3 separate regions of the Mus musculus genome follow, and regions 1 and 2 are each linked to region 3. The links are chromatin loops, found by intact Hi-C in ENCODE. Cell type or tissue: heart. All regions are shown on one strand.

Region 1 (8,000 bases), 68 kb after region 3:
GCGTGTGCACCCACAGAGGCACGGAGGATGTTGGATCCCTTGAAGCTGGAGTTGCAGGCTGTTGTTGAGACCCTTGATGTGGATGCTGGGAACTGAACTGGGCTTGTCCAGAAGAGCAGGGGTGCTCTTGACTGCTGAGTATTTCTCTGCCCGAGTGTGGGGAAGTTTTAAAGGGAAAGGTTTTATTACATCAGTTGTTAAACTTTGAATAACTTAACTTATTTTTTATGTATTTTAATGATCCCTTTTTAAAAAAACTTATTTCATGTTTGTTTCAGGTGGGGGAGGGAATATGAAAGCATGTGTATTGGGGGTGCATTAGTCAGGACAACTTGTGGGAGTTGGTTTCTCCTATCATGGGAAACTTCAAGGATAGGACTCAGCTCATTAATTTTGGCAGCCAACGTCTTTACCTCTGGAGCCATCTTGCCAGTCTGTTAGTGATCACTTTTAGAGATGTAATTCAGGAGATACATGTTGAGGGGCACTGTGAACTAGTACTTTGATAAAGACTACTTGAAATGAAAGTGTTCTGTTTGTATGTGCTTATTGTGTCTACGTGTGTGTGTACTATGAATCACGCGAGGAGATTGGAGGATGACTTGGAGGCTGTTCTCTCCTTCCTCCAGGAAGGTTCTGGGAATTGAACTCAGGCCCCCTGGCTTGGCAGCAAGCACCCTTCCCTGCTGAGCCATCTTGTTAGCCTTAAATGTTTTTCTGGTTTCATATTTGATTTCATTTTTTTTCTATTATAAATACTGCACTTTTATAAGTGAGGGTAGCATGCTAATCACTCATCAAATGCACAACTTAAGTCCAAATGTTGGAGAAGAGAAAACGTCCCCCAGGTGGCTCATAGATAACCTGGGGAAGTTCAGTGATGCATCAGTTGACTTTAGTCAGTGAGGCTTTGGGCTTGTGCTCAGACAAACCAAATGCAAACCTCGTGCAGTTGTAGTGCTGGTCCCCAGCGTGGCTAGGTTGTCAGTCAGTCTGTCCGTAGCTGCTCGCACCTCACTTCCATATCTAACGGTAAGTACTTTGGTTGTAGAGTTTATCCCCAAACAAGTCTCCTTTTAACTTCTTTAGGTAGAAGATGAATACCGAGCTTTCCAGGAAGAGGCCAAGAAGCAGATTGAAGATTTGAATATGACATTAGAAAAACTAAGATCAGAGTTGGAGGAAAAGGACACGGAGAGGAGTGACATGAAGGAAACCATCTTTGAACTTGAAGATGAGGTGGAGCAGCACCGCGCCGTGAAGCTGCATGACAACCTCATTATCTCTGATCTAGAGAGTAAGTAAGGCAGTGAGTGAGAGCGACCTCGTGCGCAGGCGCTCAGGCTTTGCCCACCCCACCTCTGCGTGCTGGTGCTCCGTGGTGAAAATAGCAGTTCTGACTAGCACACAGTATGGACACAGTAGCACGCTGACCTACCGAAAGACACTTTGACAGAGGTGTGCTTCACACCTTAGTGAGGAAACTCTGGGTCAACTATGTTGTGTTCTCAGATGTTCCATAGAAGCATTATTTGAACATTGTATCTAATTAATGAGAATCTCTGAAATGAAAAGGCTAACAGTCAGTTATTTTCCAGACCATAAGAAAAGCCATTAATTTATTTTTAGTGATTGCAAGTGAACAGAGTTGGAAAAAATAAAATAAAATAGGTTAATCTTGTAGCATACTGATCATGGAACACAGGTTTTTGTGTTTTTAAATTTATTTGATTTTTCTTATTATTCTGAGAATTTTGTGTCATGGTAGAATGAAACCTGCATTTTAAAGTTTCATTGTACATTGAATGAATTGATTTTTAAACTTTAAAATTTTTTTGTATTTGTAAGAAAGTTGAGCAATCAGATTTTTATATGAACCTAATCTATTTTCTCAAGAATTGTTTATTGATTACAGGACAGAAAAGAAACAGCAACTCCTTATGCAGTAGGGAAAGCTGAGCAGTGTTTGGGTTTTCATGTGGGTCATAGAGGCATGCGGTACTGGGCATAGCACAAGTGAGGGCTGCTCTGACTCAGGCACGTGCCAGCCACAGGGAAACAGACCGACAGCATGAGCATGCGCTGGTAGCAGAGGTGTGGAGGGGCTGCAGCCCTAAAGACATCAGTGTTGCAAAAGAGAAAGGCTATAGAAAGGTCCCAGATAAAAGAAGACTCAGGAGACAAGATAATTAGATGTAATGCCCATGTCTAGACAGGCCCATTACTACAGGGGAAAATGATATAAAGGCATTAATCAAACACCGAGTTGTGGCTAAGAGATTAAAGATATGCTAATAATACATTTAGGAAGTTGATAATTACACTATGTTTACATAAAATATCACTGTTCTTAGAAACCACACACTGAGTTTTTCAGGTGAAGGGCTGTGATTACTATACCCCCAAGGAGTTCTGGGAAGAAATTAGGCTGATGGGTAGATATAGAAACGAGCTATGACAGCTGATAGGACAAGTGAGTTGTATTCCTGCTGCCTTTTGTGCGATGCTGGAGATGAAGCTCAGGACCTTGTCCATGTAAATTTCACATTCTTACCACTGAACTACATCCTCACTTTTATATGCCTTTATATTACAGACCTAGAGATAGATTGATTGGAGTAGGCATGTCTGATGCATTAAAGTTTTTCAGACAATGGGTGTATGCAACACTCCTTCCGACACTCTCAGTTCATCATTTCTTGACAAAGCAATTATCATATTGGGCCTATCACTAGGCTGATGGGGACATTGAAGATACTTGAAGAAGAGCAGGTCAGGTGCGGGAAATGTTCAGGATAGAACTTGGGAATTCTAAGTTCTGGTTAGCTGATTGTGAATCTGGATTGACCAAGGTTTTGTTGAACATTCTGGGGCCCCTATTAAAATAGTCAGTGGTGGGACTGAATTTTTTTTTAAAGAAGATGGTGTTGTTGTGACTGCCATGAAATTTCTCATCCACAACTTAATCCTTCAGGGTGGTCTTAGTGTCTCATCTGTGGTCCAATGCTTAATTGACAGAGTTCTAAGCTGTCTTCAGCCGCTATAATAAGGTCTTGTTTCAGAGTCAAAAACCAAACAATAAGAACTTTCAGCACTTATATTTAGAGTTTTAAAAAATATATAACATTTTAAATTTTTACACACACACACACACACACACACACACACACACACACACACACACACATCTGTATGTGGACTAGATGTTCAAGAAGCCCAGAGGAGGGTGTCAGAGCCCCTGGGAGCTGGAGATTAGGTGGTTGTGAGCAGTCTGACATGGGTGCTGGGGACCAAGCTAGGTTCTTCTGGAAGAACAGCAAGCAATCTGAACTGCGGAGCCATCTCTCTGACCCTGGATTTAGTATACATTTTTTATTTGTGAGAATTTATTTAATTCTGCTTTTTTATTATACATTTTAAAGTATTTATTAGCACATATTAATTTTGCATGACAGTGTTTCGCTTAGACACTTTGATATGCAGGTATATTTTGACCATGATCACATTACCCTGTTGTCTACCTCCTGCTTCTCCCTTCCTCTTCTCAGCTAGTGTGTGCACTTGTGAGTTCTGCTAGGGTTACTTACAGGAATGTGGGTGGATTTTTTTTTTTTTAATTTGGGCTATTTATAGGCATATAGTTGAGTCACCTGTAGTTATCCTACTGATGAGAACACCTCTTCCCCCAACCAGTAGTACTTTATAAAGCTTCAAAGAGGGGCGGGGTAATTTTTCTTCTTGCCTGTAAGAAGTGTTTAAGTTTTCCAGACAATTCCAGAGTGACTTTGGAAGCTCCTTGTACTGTCCGTTGGGTACACTGGTACTGCCCTGTTTCCCATGCAGTTAGTCCTTGTGGTTTTGCTCATGGGCAGGAGTGACATCTTGTGGTAACTGGAGCATTAGCTAGGAAGATGTTAAATGATGAAGATCTTGGGGACAGAACATCACAAGTCATTCATTTTTCACATATGGATTTTAACTAGAAAATGACAAAAAACCAAGAGTAATTAAAAAAATTTATATAGCTTCTTTTACAATTTTTTAAGATGAAAAGTTCAAATGTACATTAGTATTAGAAGAATAATTATTACCTAGTGCTATTGTCTTTGTATGTATATGTTGAACTACTTAATACTAACCCTATGATGTTTAATTCTTAAATATTTAAATGTGATTCCTAAAAGAAGATTTTACTGAGCACTTCTAGCAAAATTATTCTTAGTTTTCTAGTATCAACTAATAGTTCATAATTAGATTTCTCTAGCTGTCATCAAAATGTTTCTTTATAGCACTGTTTACTCCCAGGTTTTAGTAACTCCTTTTTTATAGTCCTTCAGACTGATCCAGGACCTCATGCTAAGCAAGCTTTCTCCTAGCCTTAGATATTCATCTATTTGGGTTTTTATTTATCTTAGACCAGCTTTAAACTCATGACCCTTGTGCCTCTTAGTTTCTACAGTTATAAGATAATAAGTGTATACTATACCTCTCTCTCTTAAATAATAACCAGTGTCTAAACAAATTTTATACTTTATGTTAGATCTCTAGTGTTATATTGCAGTTACTTTTTCTCTGGAATTTGATGGCAGTTAATTTTTTTTTCTAGAAAATTCTCACATTTGGAGTTAACCCAGCAAATGATACATGAATTTTTGTTGTTTGAGAAAGCAAGATTTCTTCTGTGGAATATTTTAACAAGCTTAGAACCTCCTAGTCAGCTCCCAAAAAGGCCTTATAATTTCAATAGTAGTCGCTCCTCAGTCACCCCAAGATAAATTCCTGACCTTGGAATTGGTATGTAGGACTTTACAACCACTCCTGAGCTCAAGTATGTGGAGGAGAAGACAGATTGAAGGGACAAGTGGGAAACTGCAGAGAAATAAAAACTACAAAGCAGAACAAGTGTAAACGCCTTAGCATTTAAGGTAGAAAGGTGCCATGTAAACTCAGAACTTCGGTTCAGAACACGGCTTCAGACCCCCACGCCCTTCCTTTCCGTAAAAGAAGACTAGGGATGAAGTGTGAAGCCTCAGTGGTGCTAATGCTGAGAGTGCGAGTGGATGAGTAATTCTGAGTAACTTGTGAAGTGTAGAAAGCATAGTCAGAGGTGGGGGGAGTAAATCAGAACAGAAAAGCCTGCTGTCCAGGAGAACAGTGAGGCTCAGAGGAATGATGTTCCCAGCAGGCTCTGCGTGGAAGGGATCATGTTACCAGAACTGCCCGCTCAGGACTGGCCACTGGACTGAGGTCCCCCACGTACCTGTCTGCTTTGCTTATTTGCCTCTGAGCTCAGATTCTTGTGGATAAAGGAGTAGAATTGGATGCCAGGGTTCTTTGAATGACCTTGGTGTCAGAAAGGGAAGTGGATTGTGTCTCCAGAATGGTAGGCTACCGTGTGGTCTGGGAGAGAGAACCACATGGAGGGAAAAGTAAGTTAGACCCCGCTGTGAATTGGACACCCCTCCCAGCACTGGCTAGGGTCCAGTCCTCCTGTTAATGTGGCATTGCAGAGCCTTTACTAGTTGCTGTTCCAGAGAAGCCTGTGGGTGAACAGTGACACCTGCAGTTGCGGAGTGATGTCCCCGAGTTGAGTCTGGGGAGCTGGCTCAGTGGGTAAGAACTTACTCTGTAAATACGAGGTCCTGAATTTGAACCCCAGAAAAGAAAACAGAAAACTGGACATGGCTATGCATGCTTGAGAGAGCAGATTGGCTGGCCAGCCTAACTGAAGTAGCAAGCTTTGGTTCTGGGAGCGACCCTGTCTCAAGGGAATAAGAGAAAGGGCACACACACACACACACACACACACACACACACACACACGTTTTCATATTAAAAGTATATAAATAGGCAAATCAGAAAAAGTCAGATACTTGGCATGGAAAAGAAATAAAAAGAAAACAATGCCAGTATTCATTAAACATATGTGAAAGAATTAAAAGATTGATAGCAAGCAAGAAGAAGGAAGAATATTCTTATGTGCCATTAAGAAGAGTATGATTGCTGCATCTTTCTAAGGATGTTGATACAAAATTTTATTAAAAGAGTCAGCAGTTCACTTCAAGGAACCTGTCCTTAGTAACAGCATTGTAGGATTATAGATGTGCATATGGGCTTGTCGCAGAACTGCTTGTCACCACAAAACTTGGAAATAGTCTGTTATATTTTTTAAAGATATATTTTATTTTATGTGTATGAGGTTTGTGAGTGTGTGTGTGTGTATGTGTGTAAGTGCACTGTGTGTATCTTGTGCCCTGAGAGTTCGTAAAGGGGTGCAGAATCCCCTGGAACTGAGTTATGGATGGTTCTCAGCTGCCATGTTGGTTCTGGGAACAGGACCTGGATCCTCTGCAAGAGCATCCACTGCTCTTAACTAACTGCTAACCCATCTCTCTAGTCCCACAATCTACACTTTCAATAATTGTAATCTAGTACATAGCTTGTGTACACAGTGTGAGTTCCCGTTTTCATTGCCATTATGCCAGTGAGGATGGAATGGACAGAGCTCAGTACACTGGCTAGAAGATGAAATAAGCCAGCTGCAGTGCATGTCTGTACTTTAGAACCACTTAAAGCTTCAAATGTAACATGACATGAGAATGGCAGCCAGATACAGTGATCCTTTAAAATGCTGACTTCATTGTGCTGTTAAACCATAAGTGAACTGATAACCTTTCAAAACAAACAAACAAACAGACAGACAACCCAAGAAACTTAACAGTGTTCTTGAGGTATACCCTTCTAGTGTACACTGAATTAGCTTAGGTTGGTACTTGCAAAGGACCCTTCATCATTTCTACCTTTGGAACTTTCCTCCACATAATATCTGAACAGTTGTGTAATGACTTCGCTGTATTTTAAAGTTGGAAATTATGTTAAGTCTGTTAAAAGGAGATTTTGAAAACAAATTCTGATATGTTACTTTAATAAATTACTCTGGGGCCATCTAGATCCTACTACACATCTGGATTTACTGATAATGGAGTCCATTATTTGCTGCAGGCTTATGAAACAGTACAAATATAATCTCATTGTGCTTAATAAAGAAAAAAACCAGGCAGATGTGGTAGTGTATCTCTAGTCCCATGTAGTATGTTGCCGAGGTAGGAAGGATGTCTTGAGCCTCTGCAGGAATTTAAGGCTTGCCTGGGCAACACAGCAAGACCAAGTTCAAACAAAAACCCAAACCAAATGGTACACACTCACAAATCTAGAAGGATGTAAGTCAAATGCAAATCAAGGCAACCTTACTTCCTTACAACTTCTATCTTCATTGTTTTATTGTGAACATGTCTTACTTTTAGAATTAAGAAAAAAGTTATAGCCACATTTTTTGGAGAATGGGAGAATAAAGATTTGGACAAAATTAAAAAATAAAGTAAAACTCTATAGTTCATTTGAAAACCATTTGTATTTTCTCCCAGGTTCTGTACACATTGCCCATCTCTTGTGACAGATTATTTACTCTTGACTTTTCCTTTGCTCTGAAAATAATATTTAATTCATTTTCTGGGAAATGCTGGACCAGATGGAAGCAGCTGATGGTAGTACCCAGAGAGCTTTTGGGCTACAGGGATCTGGGTGAGTTTATTAAGTCTGCAAGAGGACCATAGCCAGAGCCTGAGCCCATGGTAACTGCCCAGTAATGTCTGCATGATTGTGGGCATATGAGAGCTAGCATGGCTTTCTCTTGGTTTGTCAGGGATAGGTCATTGGAAGAGAGACAGTTAAGAAGCCCATTACTAAGCAAGAAGGGCAGTTTCCAGAACTATTCAGAGGAAAGTTAGATGGAATAATAATGCAAGTGCAGTTTGTCAGATTTCTAGAATAAAAATAGTTCTGTAAAAAAAAAAAAAAATGGAGGTTTAATCTGTAATTTAAAAGCAAGGAGATAATAGTTCTTGTTTGTGATAGGATTTGAATTGAAGACAGTAGGTGGCAGTGTCGCTCACATAGGGAAACTGGAGAGGAAAGCAGCTCATTTGAAGATTCCTGAGTTG
Region 2 (8,000 bases), 210 kb after region 3:
AGCAATGAAAACCCAAACTCAGACAGAGGGGAAGCTCCAATTGAAATATTAATTAATTAATTAATTAATTAAACAAATAAACTAACAACAAAACTCAAAACTAAGCCAATGAACACATCTAGAGGGGAGTCCACAAGTTACATAATTTGCTTAACTTACATACTTATGACTTTAAGCCAGGCATAGCTGGACAGACTTTTTCAGCCCTGCCTGGTGGTGGAAGCAGGGGGATCAAGAATTCAAGGCCAGCCTTAGTTGAGGTTCAGCTAGCACTACATGAGACCCGTATGCCTTCTGATAGAATAAAAATCTATTTTCAATATCTGGAAAAGTGATTAGTTAAATACCTTTTACTTTATGCATATGACTTTTAAAAAACTATGTGTATAGGTATTTTGTTTGTATGGTGTCTAGCTGCATCGTGTGTGTGATCCTGAAGACCAGACAGGATCACTGGATCCCCATCTGGTTGTAAAGCACCATGTGGGTGTTGGGAATTAAACCTAGGCCCTCTGGAAGAGTAGTAAGTACCCCTAACCACTGAACCATTTCTTGAGCCATCTTCCCCCCATAACTTTAATATTTAGTTTCATTTATTCCCCATGATTTTTTTCTTCATGAATACAGGGAAATGAATCCAAGCATGAGAATCTGTCATAGATTTTGAGAAGTCAAACCTGCTTTATAGAAATAGAAAGTCAGAGATAAAAGTGTTTGGGGATGATCAGGTTTGACTCGCTCTGATAATAGACTAATACTGTGCTGATTGGATTTTTTTCAACTTGACCCAAAATATAGTCACCTGGGAAGAAGGAATAACAACTGAGAAATTGTCTCCATTAGACTGACATGTAGGCCTGTCTATAGAACATGTTTTTAAATTAATGACTAGTGTGGGTGGGTGCAAGCCACAGTAGGCAGGTGCCACCCCTGGGATGGTGGTCCTGAATTGTATGAGAAAGCAGGCTAAGCAAGTCATGGGGAGTGACCCAGTAAGCAGTACCCATCTATAGCCTGCGTTCATGCTTCCAAATTCCTGTCTTGAGTTCCTGCCTTGGCTTCTTTCCATCATAGACTGGAACCTGTAAGCCAAATAGACCCTTTCCTTTCCCAGTTCCTTTTAATCAGTGTTTTCACACCATTTAAGTATTGTGGTGCTTTGAATATTCTTGGGGAGTAGCACTACTAGGAGGTATGGCCTTGTTGGAGGAAGTATGTCACTGTGGAGGGGGCTTTGAGACCCTCCTCCTAGCCATATGGGAGACAGTCTTCTTCTGTCTGCCTTTGGGGCAAGATGTAGAGCTTTTGTCTCCTCCAGCCCCACCTCTACCTGGATGCTGCCATGCTCCTGCCTTGATGATAATGAACTGAACCTCTGAACCTGTAAGCCAGCTCCAATGAAATGTCCTTTATAAGAGTTGTCTTGGTCATGGTGTCTGCTCATAGCAATGGAAACCCTCACTGAGACAAGTACAGTTTAGGTCAAAAATCAGTAATATTTCCTTGCCCTCATACAAAGTCTAGGGAATGAAGACTTCTGTATATTTGCCACCAGGGACTTTGTTCACTCACTGATACTTGAACACAGTTCAAGTTTTACTTTTTCTTGCCTTGAATTCTGCTCATGCACCACCTGAACACTTCACACATTTACATATAGCTGACTCTTACACACTGTATGACAGAGCTGGAAGGCTGCAGACTTGAGTTACCAAAAGGAGAGTTCTGCTAGTCTTGCCAAGTACTTCAATCAATGCGCACTTACATGAAAGGATCATCTTTCATTTTGTAAGCTCCTCTCTCCCTCTCTCTCTCTCTCTCTCTCTCTCTCTCTCTCTCTCTCTCTCTCTCGCTCACTCGCCTGCCCGCCCTCCCTCCCTCCCTCCCTCTATCTCTCTCTCCCTCCCTCCTTCCCTCCCTCTTTCTTTCCCTCCCTCCCCTCCCCTCCCTCCCTCCTTGGAATAAGCACTGCTGTAATATTCCTTCCTTCCTTTGATTGGATAATTCAGACATGGACCTTGCTTATTGTTTTGATGTTTACGAACGAATGCAATCATTTTCTCTGAGGACTACAGTAGTGAAGTCTCTAGAATAGTGTAGGTCTGCTTCTTGTATATTATTCCCCAGGACCCTCAGTCTGCTTGGGATCTAGGTGGGTGCTTTACAGTGGTTGCCTTCTGCTTCAGCCTGGCCTTTCCTCCTTGGACCAAGCTCCTATGTTTACTAAACATCCTTCTGGCTCACATTTGTTCTCCGACATCTGGACCTTTATGGCACTTTTGGTAATGCTATTTCATAACCCCATGAACACTGATATCAGTAGTAAAGATTAACCATGTGTTGTGTCTATAATTCTCACCCCCTAAGAGGGCTGTCAATTATAGACCTAGGTAACACTCTAGCCCTCTCTAAGCCTGACATTATAGGTCTTTCACTGCTCCTGGCACATAGGAGGAGCTCAAGAAGTAGAAATTATTATGATCATAATTAAGAGAACAAGCATCACATATGGGGTTGATATTTGCCCTGGGTGCCTGATTCACGAAGTATGTATTTATAAATGTAACCAGGAAATTGAACAAATTCTTAATGGTTGTAACACCCTTGTGAGACAAACAACTTCTTGCTACAGGCTGATGAAACTAATGTCATGGACCCATGCAGCTACAGTACATAATTGACAGAGATAGAACTGTGTTTCCCAGAGGCCCGGTAGGTGCATGTATGGTACCATCTACAGCTGGATGAGTTCTTTTTTGGCTAGTGAGTGTGGAGGCCGATTTTTGGAAGAGAACATGGCTTTGGACACAGGCCAAAAATCTACAACCCCCTTAAAGGGAACTTGGAATTATGAAAGGACTCTCGGGCTGGAGGCTGTAGCCTCTCTAGAATACATAAAGCCCTGGGATCAATCCTGAATATTGCGTTGCTACCACAACCACAATCACTAGAAGAGGCTCTGGTGATGACTAATTCATAGAGAGAATTGAAGCTTGGAACTGTAGTACTCACACAGACCTGAAGGTGAGGCTCAAGGGCCCTGGGGTTTAACAGTAGTCTGAGCTATAAACTCTAACAAGAGATAAGAGGGCCAATGACCAGAGTGACACTCAACCTCTAGACTCCAGTCTTCTTGGCCAATTGTAAGTCTCAAAGGAGGGTGTTTACTAGCAGAAAGAGACTTGGGTATGTAGAAATAAGACAAATTAAAGTGAGAGAGCAGAGAGAGGTTGGATGTTTCAAACATAGACAACTCCTATTTCAGGCAAGGATGATGTCAAAGTTGAGATCTGAAGTAAGACTAGGAGCTAAGGGGGAAAGATGGGTCTCTTGCTGAAGATTGGGCTGAATTTGTCTGTGGTGCAGCTGGTATTAGGGCATCAAGGCTAGTTAGTCATTACAATAATCTGGCATACATGATTTCAGCATATAGCATGGCAGGCTTTAGGGTACTGGTTTCTGCAGATGGTGAAGTACAGAGCTTTAGTTCGTTTGGTTCTTAATAACTTCTTTTCACTTGGTCATCCAGATTTCTTGACTTCGACGTCTTAAATACCAGCTGTCTATCTTTTATTGTTTTTGTGAACTGTTTGTAGTTATTTGAAGTAGATTCTCCATCAGGGATTTTTGTTTGTTTGTTTGTTTTGTGATTTGGGTTGCAGTACTACACATAAATCATGGCTTTTCTAGGTCGAGGAAGTATCTCATAATTGGCTTTCTTCTACAATACTCCCACCAAGTGGCCATCAGGACTTTGTCTACACATAATGAAGGATTGAGAGAGAAGCCATTCCTGCTAGCATCCTAACTCATCTTTCCCCCAAGCCTCCAAGACAGTGTTTCCCTGTAGCCTTGACTGCCCTGGTACGCACTATGTAGACCAGGTTGACCTCAAACTCACATAGATCTCCCTGCCTCTACCTCCCAACTGCTGGGGTGAAGGGCATACACCACCACTGCCCAACCCTAACTCATCTTTTGACACAGTCTGTTGGAAATAATTGTCCTAGTTTCCATCCATTGACTTAACGCCTATCATTGGGCTAGATGGGATGAACTAAAACCTTTTGTTGTATGGCCAAAATCAAGGTCCAGTGGTATGATCCTCTCCCAGTTCGTTTGCTTTCTTTTGCTCTATGAATGTTCCTCTAGTTTTCAACCCTTGTTATTAGATCTTCTTGCTTTCTTTCCCATTGATGTAAGACAATATATACACGATATATCTTACCTAGAGATAGGTGTGTGTTCCATAGGCATAGAACAGAATAAGACGAGCTGTAGAGATGGCTCAGAGATTAAGAGCACTGACTGCTCTTCTGAAGGTCCTGAGTTCAAATCCTAGCAACCACATGGTGGCTCACAACCATCCATAATGAGATCTGACGCCCTCTTCTTGTGCATCTGAAGACAGCTACAGTGTACTTAGGTATAATAATAAATAAATCTTTGGGCTGGAGTGAGCGGGGCCAACTGGAGCAAGCAGAGGTCCTAAATTCAATTCCCAGCAACCACATGAAGTCTCACAACCATCTGTACAGCTACAGTGTACTCATATTCATAAAAATAAATAAATCTTTTTTTAAAACAACAGAATAAGACAATCACCTCTTTTTGTGCTCTAGACACTATAATACAATCTAAGACTATATTAGCTCTTTTGACAGTCATTTTCTTCACTCCCGTTAAACTTATATCTAAGTGGATTTCCCTAAGTATCATATAGTATTTTTTTTAAATTATTCATTTTATGTATGTGAGTGCACTGTCACTGTCTTCAGACACACCAGCTGTGAGCCACCATGTGGTTGCTGGGAATTTAATTCAAACCTCTGGAAGAGCAGTCAGTGCTCTTAACCACTGAGCCATCCACCTCTCCAGCCCTAATATAGTGGTATTAAACCAGCTCCGTACTTATTCAACAGTTTGAGGAAGGAGGGTTGATGGACTAGCTTGGTTACCATATTGATGATATTCTTGAATTTGAGATCTGAATGTCCAGCAGGGGGTTTGGACCCCTGATGTTATACAAGCCTTAGTTTTCTAGGTTACATTATAGACAGTTGAGTGGTGAATCATCCACAGGCTGGACTTCAGCTTGGGCTACTCAAGCTTTGTGCTGTTTCATGGTCTCAGACCACAGCCTTCTTCAAAACCATTCCTCTTCCAAATAACTTATTTTGTCACTGGGAGACTTGGCATAAAGATTACAAATGATTTTGGTTTAAAGCGATTATTGCCCCTAGGAAAAAAATAAGCACAAATATCTGTTATGTCAAAGACAGTATGTTTATAACTCCTTATGGACAAATTCCATCCAGATACCTTTTTATTAATTAAAAATGGCAGATTATCACACTGTGTGAATTATGGAATACCATTAAATACAGTGTGTTTAGTTCTTTCAAGTCAAAGAAAGTACTTCTATTTTTTCCAAGAAGAAGTAAAGATAAAAAAACACAGTGACTTGTCCACAATTACAGAGCAAGAAGGAATTTCAGGGGCCAACCCCTCAGATACAGGGCAGTCTTTCTATCCATGTTTTCCCAATACAATACAAATCATTTCTTGACCTGAGACATTAGTATCCAATGTTCTCTTCTTAGCTGTTGGTAAAATGTTGCTCTTGCTAATCACACACTCCCCTACTCACAGCATCGTAGACTTTATGATTATGCTAATGCTTTAAACATAGAATTCATGAGATACCAAATAACCCCACACACACACAATGTAGAAGTTAGACCTAATAGTAAACCCCTGGTTAAAACCTGTTCATGTACCCGGTCCACTGTTCTTTCTCTTCTTCAACTGCTCCTCAGAATGCAAACAGATAGTTTAGACCATCAGTTCTCAGAGTACAAGCAGATAGCTGTGTTACCTACAGCGAGACGGGTTTAAAGAAATAAAAGAGCAGATGTAAATTCTCTATAACTGAGAAGCACTGTGGTTAAAGAGCCTTCCAAACACATAGTCTAAGGAAACGTGACCCAGGAGGCCACTCAGAGGGAGATCATCTGAGTTTACTTCTGAGTAAAGAGTTGGTCATATGAAACAGCACAAGGGTGTGGACCCCCAATATCCACTGCTGTTGGAGCTACTCAAGGACCCAGATCCCTTCTGTACTAGATATCAAGTGTACAAAGATGGCGAAGAGCCTTGTTGAAGTGAAACAATTATATGTCTTCCTGAGTCTTTTGATAAAGCAGAACACATAAGGTATTGGGTTAATATATGCAAAGGAGCCAAAAGAGGATGAGTATTTACATGGACTGATATGGTGTTCAATTAGACGCCATAGTAATTTCTGGAGCATCAGTCTTTGTAGATTCAAAGACATGCTATATCTCTAGCTGTAAGAAACACAGCATACTTGCTATTAACTGTACATAGTACTGGAGTACCACAGAACTTGAAAAAAACACGAAGGATTCAGGAAGACTTCACTATAGAGAAGACACTGCACTCTAGATCCAAATATGGATTATTTGGATGAACAAAGGCAGACGTTTGGAAAGCTCATGCCACCAGGCATAATAGTGGAGTCTCCAAGAAGCCCACATAAAGACAACAGTAACAATAATGAAATAAGTCCTATCAAGGAAATCACTTTCATTCTAATGCAAGGAATATGAATTTGAGACAAGACTACCCAGGGGCAGGGATATCCTTAATTGCATAGCAATTGGATCAGCCCAAATCTTTTTCAGCTTAACTGTAACATGGAATATAGTTTCAATTCCAGGCCGTGTCTGTGTTAAACTTGGGAATCTGATAAATACCACAGCATAAGATGAGCCAAATGAGAGAGCCCGACGTCATCTCCTGTTTAACCGATCAGTCTGGTACTGAGGTCAAGAGCAAGTTAAGTAAGGAGGATAAGTGTATAAAATGGTCCAAATACTACAGGAGATAATGAGAGTATGGGCAAAGATGGGAGCCACTGGGATAGGTAAGGCACACATGATGGTTAGTTTGTTAACTTGACATACCCTAGAACCGTCAGGGAAAAAGAGCCTTAGTGAAGAATTTTCTCCATTGGGTCGGTCCATCAGCATCGCCTATGAGGGGTCTTTTTTAATCCGGTTGAGGTGCAAAGGCCTATGGGTGACTGCATTTCATGGACGGGTACCCAGACTGGATGAAAATGTCAGAGAGAGGTTCTCAAGAGCATCGAGTCGTCACAGATCCTTTGTTTCAGAAGTCTGGTAGCAAAAGGTAGGGAAATGGGGTAGGCTTGTTACTGTCATGGCCAGCTGTAGGAGCATGAGGCAGAGCTGACCACATTGCTCCCATAGAAAGAGAGGGGATGTTCCCGCTCGGCTGCCTTCCTCCCTTGGATGCAGCCGACACACCCCAGCCCACACACCCCAGACAAATCATATTGTCTTCCTTTTAGAGCGAGTCTCCCTCCACCCCAAATTAACCTAATCTAGATAATCTCTTACAGGCGTGTCTCCTAGGTGATCCTAGATCTGTTAAGTTGACCATCATTATTACAGTCTGTGGTGGTTTGAATGAAAATGGTCCCTATAGGCCCATGGGGGAGTAGCACTATTAGGAGGTGTGGCCTTGTTGGAGTGGGTATGGCCTTGTTGGTAGGTGTGGCTTTGGGTGGGCGGGGCCTTGCTGGAGGAAGTGTGTCACTAGGGATGGGCTTTGAGGTTTCAGGCCCAGGGTCACTCTCCTTGCTGCCTGAATTAAATGTCGAACTCTCAGCTACCTCTGCAGCACCACGTCTGCCTGCATGCCACGATGCTTCCCACCATGACGATAATGGACTAAACCTCTGAACGGTAAACCCACCCCAATTAAATGTTTGCCTTTGTACGAGTGGTCATGGTGTCTTTTTACAGGAATAGAAACCCAAACTACAACAGCATCGTAGCAGGCCAGTGAATAATTGAAGTTCATCTGAGACATTTTGGTTCGGCAATGACGCCTCTCCTAGCAGGCCTTCAAAGGTTTTCCTTTCCAAGTGGAAAATGACAGACCTCTTTTAC
Region 3 (8,000 bases):
CTCAGTGTTCCCCAAAGAGCAGGCAGACAGAAACAGGACTCAGAAGGATGTTGTACTTGCAGAGTCTTTATACCACCATCTTGGCCTGGGCCATCAAGGACCCAGCACTCCTCGATAAGACTCACTGTCATGTTTCAGCTTCTCCACGCAGCCTTCTGTCTTAGATAAGGTTTCCATCGCTGTGAAGAGATGTACCATGACCACAGCAACTCTTAAAAAGGAAGCCATTTAACTGGGGCTGCCCTACCGTTCTGAGATGTAGTCCATTTATTGTCATGGTAGGAAGCATGGCAGCTTGCAGGTAGACATGGTGCTGGAGAGGAGCCAGGAGTAGATAAGCAGGCAGCAGGAAAAGAGAGTGAGCCACGGGATCTGGCTTGAGCTTCTGAAACCTCAAAACCCAGCCCCCGTGGCACACTTCCTCCAATAAGGTCACACCTCCAATAGTGCTACTCTCCTGAGTCTGTGGGCACCGTTTTCATTCAAACCACTACACCGGCTCTCTGACACAGAGAACCAGAGGCTGCCTAAGTCCTAAGAAAACACCCAGTGTGACGACTTAAGTGACTCAAACAGTCCCTACGCCTGCCTGCCTCTGCAGCTGGTGGCCCTTCTTCCCAGCAACCCTGTCCAGACTCAGTCACACAAATGCTGGGGGGCGTAGGGAAACAAACCACACAAAGGGGATGGCTACACACGTGTGTCATCAAGCTGTGTCAGCCCAGGCAGGTTGCAGACCTGGGACCCACACGGAGGCTGTTTCTGCGTTCTCTGCAGATAACAAGGATGTGTCCGTGATGATGAGCGAGATGGACGTGAACGCCATTGCCGGCACGCTGAAGCTCTACTTCCGTGAGCTGCCCGAGCCCCTCTTCACGGATGAGTTCTACCCTAACTTCGCAGAAGGCATTGGTGAGCATCGAGGGCCCTGGCCTTGTGGGAGGCAAGCATCTCATGGCCTCGTCCATTCACTGGCGCCATTAGGAGAGGGAATCAGACTGTTCCCCGATACTCTGTTCCCACATTCGAACCTAACCTGAGGGAGTTGGCTGTGCAGTGCGGGTACTAAAAACCAGGCCATCTGTGCAATCTCTGACAGCTGCCTGCTGCCCTCTCCTCTCAGTATGGCCAGAGGGTAACCAGTCTGTGTGGCCATGGACGTGTCCAGCTGTGGGATCCCCGTAGCCACAATGAACCCCTAATGCTCTAACCCCAGGTCCTGGCCCAGTCAAGCAGAGATTTATGCCCAGCCTTCACCTTTAGTCAACCTGGATGATGGTGCCCAACTCACACAGGAGGCAGACATACCCCTTACTTCACCCTTATGGTAATCCAACCTGCAGGGCCGGTTCACCACAAGACCTGGCCTCTCAGGCTGGAAAGTGCCCCTAGGGTGTGCGTGTAAATAAGGGAAGCTCCCAGGGGCTGGGGGAAGGGGCCTTCCTATGTGCTTATAGCAGCAGACAGTGCCCCTCCCCCCAGGCCTCCCACTTGTCACCCCCACCCCCAGTACAGGCCTACCCATAAGCTATACAGGTGCCTGGGTGCTGCTGCTCGTTTGAGATGAGAGAAGGCTTTTTTGGTATCTCCCATGCTACATAAGCCTTTACCACAGGCCTTCCTCAGTTGGAGTCAGTCTAACTGTGTGGCCTGAGACAATGTTGGGCGCCTGAACTCCTCAGTGCCTTCCAGCATAGGCTTGGGGTTCGGGGTGTTTCGTCTGACATCCTCATGAGAGGTCTCGGGACTGTGCTCCGACCCTGGGAACTGAACGCCCTCCTTCTGTAGCTCTTTCAGACCCCGTCGCAAAGGAGAGCTGCATGCTGAACCTGCTGCTGTCCCTCCCAGAAGCCAACCTGCTCACCTTCCTCTTCCTCCTGGACCACCTGAAAAGGTAGCGCCCGCTCTCCCATGCAGCCCCCGTCCCCAGAAAACCATGCACCACCAAGGGCCTTCTCTCCTTCTCAAGTCTCCAGTCGGTTCCCACACTAGGGACTAGAGCCGATGGCATCCCTCTCCTCTGCACCGGACACTAAGCCACAGCCAGCATTGCACTTGAACTTGCCCTTCACTTCCAGATCATGGCCCAGAGCTGTCCCAGCTGCCCACTGGCCTTGGGTTCTCTCTGTCCCTGACTCCTCGGACTCTGGGGGATAGAATCTTTATATAAGCCCTGAGTGTGATGTTGGAATAACACCTTCTGCTCTGGCTTCACGAAACAGGGTAGCTGAAAAGGAGACGGTGAACAAGATGTCCCTGCACAACCTCGCCACGGTCTTTGGCCCCACACTGCTTCGGCCCTCAGAGAAGGAAAGCAAGCTCCCTGCTAACCCCAGCCAGCCCATCACCATGACTGACAGCTGGTCCCTGGAGGTCATGTCCCAGGTATAGGAAACAAGCCGTAGTCCATTGTTACCCTGGTTTGACACTTGTCGGGTAGACAGCCTCAGCCTACTTCAGCATGAGCCGTTCCCACCTCAACTACAGAGGCCTACCTACTATCACTGAGAGGGTCAAGAGGGGCCCTGGCTACTTTAAAAAAAAAATTTATTTATGTATTATGTATAAGTACACTGTAGCTGTCTTCAGACACCCCAGAAGAGGGCGTCAGATCCCATTACAGATGGTAGTGAGCCCCCATGTGGTTGCTGGGATTTGAACTTGGGACCTTCGGAAGAGCAGTCAGTGTTCTTAACCACTGAGCCACCTCTCCAGCCCCTCTGGCTACTTTTAGCCCCTCTGTTCCTGGCTAGATTTGAGCCCATCTGCTAGTCTTTCAAGCTCAACTCTTGTCACCAGCAAGGTCTCTTAGTACGGGAGCTGTGTGAGCTGAGAGAGGCTTCCCACCTGCACCCCTCTCACAGGTTCGCCTCTCCCTTCTCTGCCGGAACAGGTCCAAGTGTTGCTGTACTTCCTGCAGCTGGAGGCCATCCCTGCCCCTGACAGCAAGAGACAGAGCATCCTGTTTTCCACTGAAGTCTAAAAGCCAGGCATCAGTCATCTCATTAGGAGGCCCACAGAATGACCTGGAAAACTGGGACGAGAGAACCCGCCCACAGAGTGGGAATGAGACCCTTCCTGCGGTGTAATTTAGCCATTCCGAAGCTCTGGGCCATCTGCCAAGAGACAAGTACCCAAAGCGAAAGGCCAAGGGGCCTGCGAGAATCCAGGTGTGTCTGCAAGCCCCAGGCTGGCCCCCAGACTGTACCTTTCCCTTGTTGCCACCAGAGGGCACCCCAAGTCAGCCCATCTGCAAGCCTGCGGACAAGGGAAAAGAGGCGGAGAAGAGAGTGGTTTTTACGAATCTAATTTATCAGAGTTTTAAAAAAAAAAAATCTCTACTGGATCATTTGTTCCGATGCACCCTCTCTGGGGAATAGGGACACCGTCAGATCCCTTACTGTTGTGTCTTGAATAAACACTGCTGCTGCTTCCTATTGTGGGGGCCACAGCCATGTCCCTCTGTTTAGGTGGGGATGCCTTCACGTTCCCTGACGTAGAAATTCCGCTGTGTGTGTGACAGGGTCTGAGATGCTGACTCGGCACTGTAACATCGTCAGCCCTGGCTGCTTGCTCCGTCCTCCCAGAAGGATGGATGTATGTGCAGAAGCAGGTCAGGCTCCTGTTCTCTGATACTCTTGTCTGGGCTCTCTATGCACCTCTCAGGAGTGTGCTCCTCCACAGCCCAGAAGTGTCCCAGGACCCAGCACGGGGAAGGAGACCCTGGTCGTCACGCACCTTACAATTCCTTCTGCAGGGAGAGTGGCCGAGCCCACTGATCCTTACAGCCTCCCTTCTGTCTTACAAAGGCTGTGATATCTCCAGCCTGGCTCTGACTGCTGTCTCTCTCCCTCGTTGCCCCATCTAAGAGACCACTCCCTTCCCTTGCTCCCGTCTGAGCAGACTCGGTTACCTTTCTCAGCCATCTCTGCTCCAAGACAGCAGTTTCCTCTAGTGGCTTGTTTTAATACTTTGATCCGAAATAGCTTTTGATACTTGAATATTTTTAAGTTTTATACGTAGTTTCTAATTTTTTTTTTCCTAATGGGTTCAGACACCTAATAAGATACTAGAATGTACACCGTGGACAGGCCATGTCCAGGCAGGGTTTTGTCTTCCTTTGAGAGCCGGCTTCCTTTTGTTTGGAGTCGTTTCTGATGCCTCCCTCCAGAGCATCAGAAATATGGGAAGAAGGCTAGGAAAGTCAGGCCTGGGGATAGGAGCAAGATGGAAAGCTAGCCCACCTGCGGCCCTCCCACCTCAATCCCTGTCGCTGGGTGGGAGTCGGAGTAGTTGTCTCTTACTGGCCACCCTAGTTAGCAAAGGGAAAGGGAAAACCACTGATTGTCTTCAAGAAGGAATCCCATAAACCCTTGCATCATTTCTTAAAGGGTAGAATCCCACCCTTGGGTGACAGAGGCAGAGTTGCCATGAGCTCAGGACCAGCCTTGGCAGCATCATGCTTATCTGGACAGCCAAGACTACTGTGTAGGGCTGGCGTACAAGTAGCTGGGGAGAGAAGAAAAAAGGCTGACGAGAGACTTGAATCCTGAGCTGCTCCTGCAGGAAGGCATAATTTTAGGGGTGTAGACTGCCTGTCCCGTGAGGACTCCTGCACCCGGTCACATACCCCACAGCCCCTCCCATGTCTGGACGGTGGGTATGCCCACCGATGGCATCCACCAACCCCACAGCACATGGGGGACCCCTGAGAGGCAGAGCCATGTCTTCCCCTCCCGTCTGCTCTTGAACCTGCCTAAGGTATTGGGCAGGAAACAAAAGACCCTACAGGGTCTCTGTCTGCATACAGTGTTTAGTTGGCTTTTTTTTTTCCCCTCAGCAGAGCTACCCATTGGTCTGCTCTTGAGCATTTTTGGACCCACTGGGCTCCTCTAGTTTGGCTGTTCATCCCAGTCCATGTCATGGCTCTGACCCTGTAAGGGGAGCACTGCTGAGAAAAGCTGAGTAACCTCCCAGCCCCCCACTGTTGTTTCTGCACCTCCTCCCCTCCCCTCCCCCCCAACCCATTGTTTGCTTTGTGTCTGTCACCTTGAACTGGAAAGCAATATATCAATGTGCCAATGTGCATTCCCTGGCCCACCCCCTGCCTCGGTTCACTTTATTTATTTAGGTTATGTGTTATTTGATGATGGAATGAGCATCCCTGTGTCGGTCTAAAAAGTGCCCCTCCGCCATCGGGCCACGGCAGCAGTGACTGGGGCTGCCTCTCTTACCGCCTCACGCCTTGCAGGCCTCTAAGCTGGCAAAGAAAATACATGGCGTTGTCCAGGAATGGGGGTGACTCAGCTTTACCCTCTGCAAAGAGAATGACGGCCCCAGTCCGTTATGACCGCCCACCAGGCGTGGCTGCCAGACGCTAAAGGAAGAAGTGATACTTTCTTACCTTGGGACCTGGGTCCTGGGCACAGTGGGCTTGGCTTTCCTGGTGGTAGCCTGGCCTCTGCAGTGGGTGGATGGTCTCTTAGCTGCGATCCTGCTTTTGAACTCGGCTGTCTGTACTACCACTCTGTACCAGAAGGACCACGGACACTCTCATTAAAGTCTCCTGAGACTACTTCGGTTTGTGGTGGTTTCTAGTCGGTCAGTCGCCTCTCGAGTTTGAAAGCCCTGCATTGCTGGGGCAAAACTAGAACCCACAAGCATAGGGGGAAAAAAAAACAGTGTTACAGAGCTCTCATTGTCCAGTCAGGCCGTTGGTGGGGGAGGAGGAGTCTACATTGCACCACTGTGGGAAGTCCTGCTTTCGTGGAATTGAGGACCCACAGGTAGGTGCCAGGGAGGCAGCTTCAAGATACAGAGCAGCAGCTAAGTCCTCAGACCCAAGGACTAGTCTGGGCAAGGACCATTGCCTTGACTAAGGATGAAGAAGAGAAGCCACCTGGGAAATGTAGTCTTGACCCTGCAAGTGGGAGAGATGGCAGTAGGGTGGTTGACCAGTCTTGCTTGTCTTACTTGACCCTGGTTCTCCTCACCTATGCCTGTTTCAAGCCACTTAGCCTGCTGGGATTGCAGAGAGGCAGCTAGATCCTATCTTTCTATGGCATGCAGAGGAGGTGGGTGTTCTTAGATGCCTCTAGCCTTGCCCTCAGAAGCCTGCCCAAATTACAGGGAAGCAGCACCCAGAGTCAACAAGTGTGTAACTCGGAGTCTTTAATGGCGGCAGCTAGGGAAGAGGAGCCTAGCCATATCCAGGCAGCCATCACATTATCTTCAATAGCACCTATAGCAGGTCACCCCCAATAACTTCCTAGCATAAGGGTCACTTGACAAATGGCCAAGAGTGGGGAGCCTGAGCAATGTGACTATCACTGTTGCCACTGCCATCCGATGACAGTGCAAGGTTATGGGGTGTTAGGTGTGACAGGGTTACTCAGAGTAGCAGGCTCTCACTGCCCCATTGGTGACTTGACAGAGTCACCATGCATGACCAAAAGAGCTGTACCCTCACCCTTGGATTCTGAGAAGCCTCAGCAGCCATAACCCCAGGCCCACTCCAGAAGCATGCCAGATCCTACCCTTCCCAGGAAACTGCGTACGATGATGAAGACGGGCTTCTACCAGTACTTGGCTATGTCCGGCCCCTAAGAGGTTACAATCAGCATGGTCTCTTACATTGTCTGCCTGGCTCTGTTTGGAAAACTTACACGCATAAGAGCATTCATGGCTCCATTGCATCTCTAAACTAGGAGTTGGTTTTTCAAGCAAAGCTGACTCCTCACCGTGTTTCTCCATGCAAGGGCCACGTCTGTCCAAACCCAGGCCAGTAGTATGGCTTAGAGACAGGGTCAATCACTGTGTCTCAAACCTGAAGTTATCAACACTTCCTTGATCCCTTAGAGCACCAATTCTAAACCAATAGGTCACAAACTGCATTTGGAGAGAGGGGTCAAATGACCCATTCACGGATATCCTGTATCTCAGATATTTACAGTACAATTCATAACAGCTATGAAGTAGCAACAAGATCATTTTATGGTCATAGGAGTGGGGGTCAGCACAACATAAGGAACTGTATTAAAGGGTCACAGCATTAGGAAGGTTAATAACCATTCACATAGAGGAAAATGGAGTAACCCCACTTACATTAACACCTCAGATCCTGCCTGCCGGCAAATGCTGAGCTCTGTCCCCAAACGTACCAACTTTATGCGAGGTGTGTTAGGGTCAACCTTGACCCAAACACAATAGCACAGGCTGATGCTTTCTAGCTTCATGACCCATCAAATTCATACAGAAATCACAAAAGAACGTCTTGTGACTCCTCCCACCCCAGCGTCCCAGCAGCCTTAAAAGGAAGTTTTACAAGGTCTGAAGAGGGGCAGTGGCAAATAGTTCTGGAAAGATAAACAACATGAAGAGTGACAAACTGCTCTTGAAGAGACCCAAATGGCTTTGGCTGGAGCAGTGCCCACAGTGCCAGCAAGACTGGAGCAAGACCCTGCCAGGGAACGAGGAAGCCAGTGGAGTTTGAATCCATCCCGTCTGGCCTAATGGGAGTGGGAGAGAGCTGACAAGCCATGGTCGGCTTCCAGGGAGAGCCCTGTACCCTCCAGTTCTTACAGAACGGCCAGCCAGGGGTGTAACAATGACAAGCATTCACAGAAGGGTCACATCTAATTCATAACCAAATTAGAAAAGGTACCAGTTACTCGGAGAGGAGTAAGTGATAAACTTCCCTAAACCCAGCAGCCTGCCCTGATGTCAGATGGTAATACATCCCAAGAAAGGCCTCAGAGTTCCTCAGACCTTGTCCCCAACTACAGAAGTACTTCAGAGACTTAATCTGCATCCCCATCCTGAGTATGGAATTTGGAAATGGCTCATCTGACTTGGGCTGTCTAGCAAGACCATGTTTCGAAAAGCAAACAAGAAAACAAATGAGAAAATACCATGGAAAGATGGAAGGGGAAAAAAAAAATCATATGTCAAATATTGTCAAGGGTACAGGAGACACTGACTGAAGAGGGAAGCCTGGACCA

What was found. A loop is a pair of places that touch in the nucleus more often than their neighbours do. Peaks named below come from ENCODE experiments on the same cell type or tissue, not always from the same donor. Only the 100,000 strongest peaks of a DNase experiment are listed, where the experiment ranks them.
Region 1: a loop joins it to region 3, with 6 times the contacts of the local background. A loop is called at or near these places in 26 of 42 quality-filtered maps.
Region 2: a loop joins it to region 3, with 8 times the contacts of the local background. A loop is called at or near these places in 5 of 42 quality-filtered maps.

The regions. Positions count from the first base shown.
Region 1 is chr10:75,247,348-75,255,347 of GRCm38, forward strand. It overlaps Specc1l (sperm antigen with calponin homology and coiled-coil domains 1-like), which reads left to right. Exons shown (of 16, transcript NM_153406.3): 5 at 1,090-1,297. Among named protein-coding and RNA genes, the nearest start is that of Specc1l, 39 kb to the left of the region's middle. In heart, CTCF peaks have their summits at 3,891 (motif pointing left) and 7,934 (motif pointing right); no DNase peak of the experiment used is centred here; H3K27ac peaks cover 837 bases.
Region 2 is chr10:75,387,312-75,395,311 of GRCm38, forward strand. No RefSeq gene overlaps it. Among named protein-coding and RNA genes, the nearest start is that of Gm40694, 9.4 kb to the right of the region's middle. In heart, CTCF peaks have their summits at 3,023 and 3,731; no DNase peak of the experiment used is centred here.
Region 3 is chr10:75,179,347-75,187,346 of GRCm38, forward strand. It overlaps Bcr (BCR activator of RhoGEF and GTPase), which reads left to right. Exons shown (of 23, transcript NM_001081412.2): 20 at 778-912; 21 at 1,789-1,894; 22 at 2,223-2,385; 23 at 2,894-5,577. The coding sequence ends at 2,983. Among named protein-coding and RNA genes, the nearest start is that of Specc1l, 29 kb to the right of the region's middle. In heart, no CTCF peak of the experiment used is centred here; a DNase peak (open chromatin) is centred at 3,145; H3K27ac peaks cover 216 bases.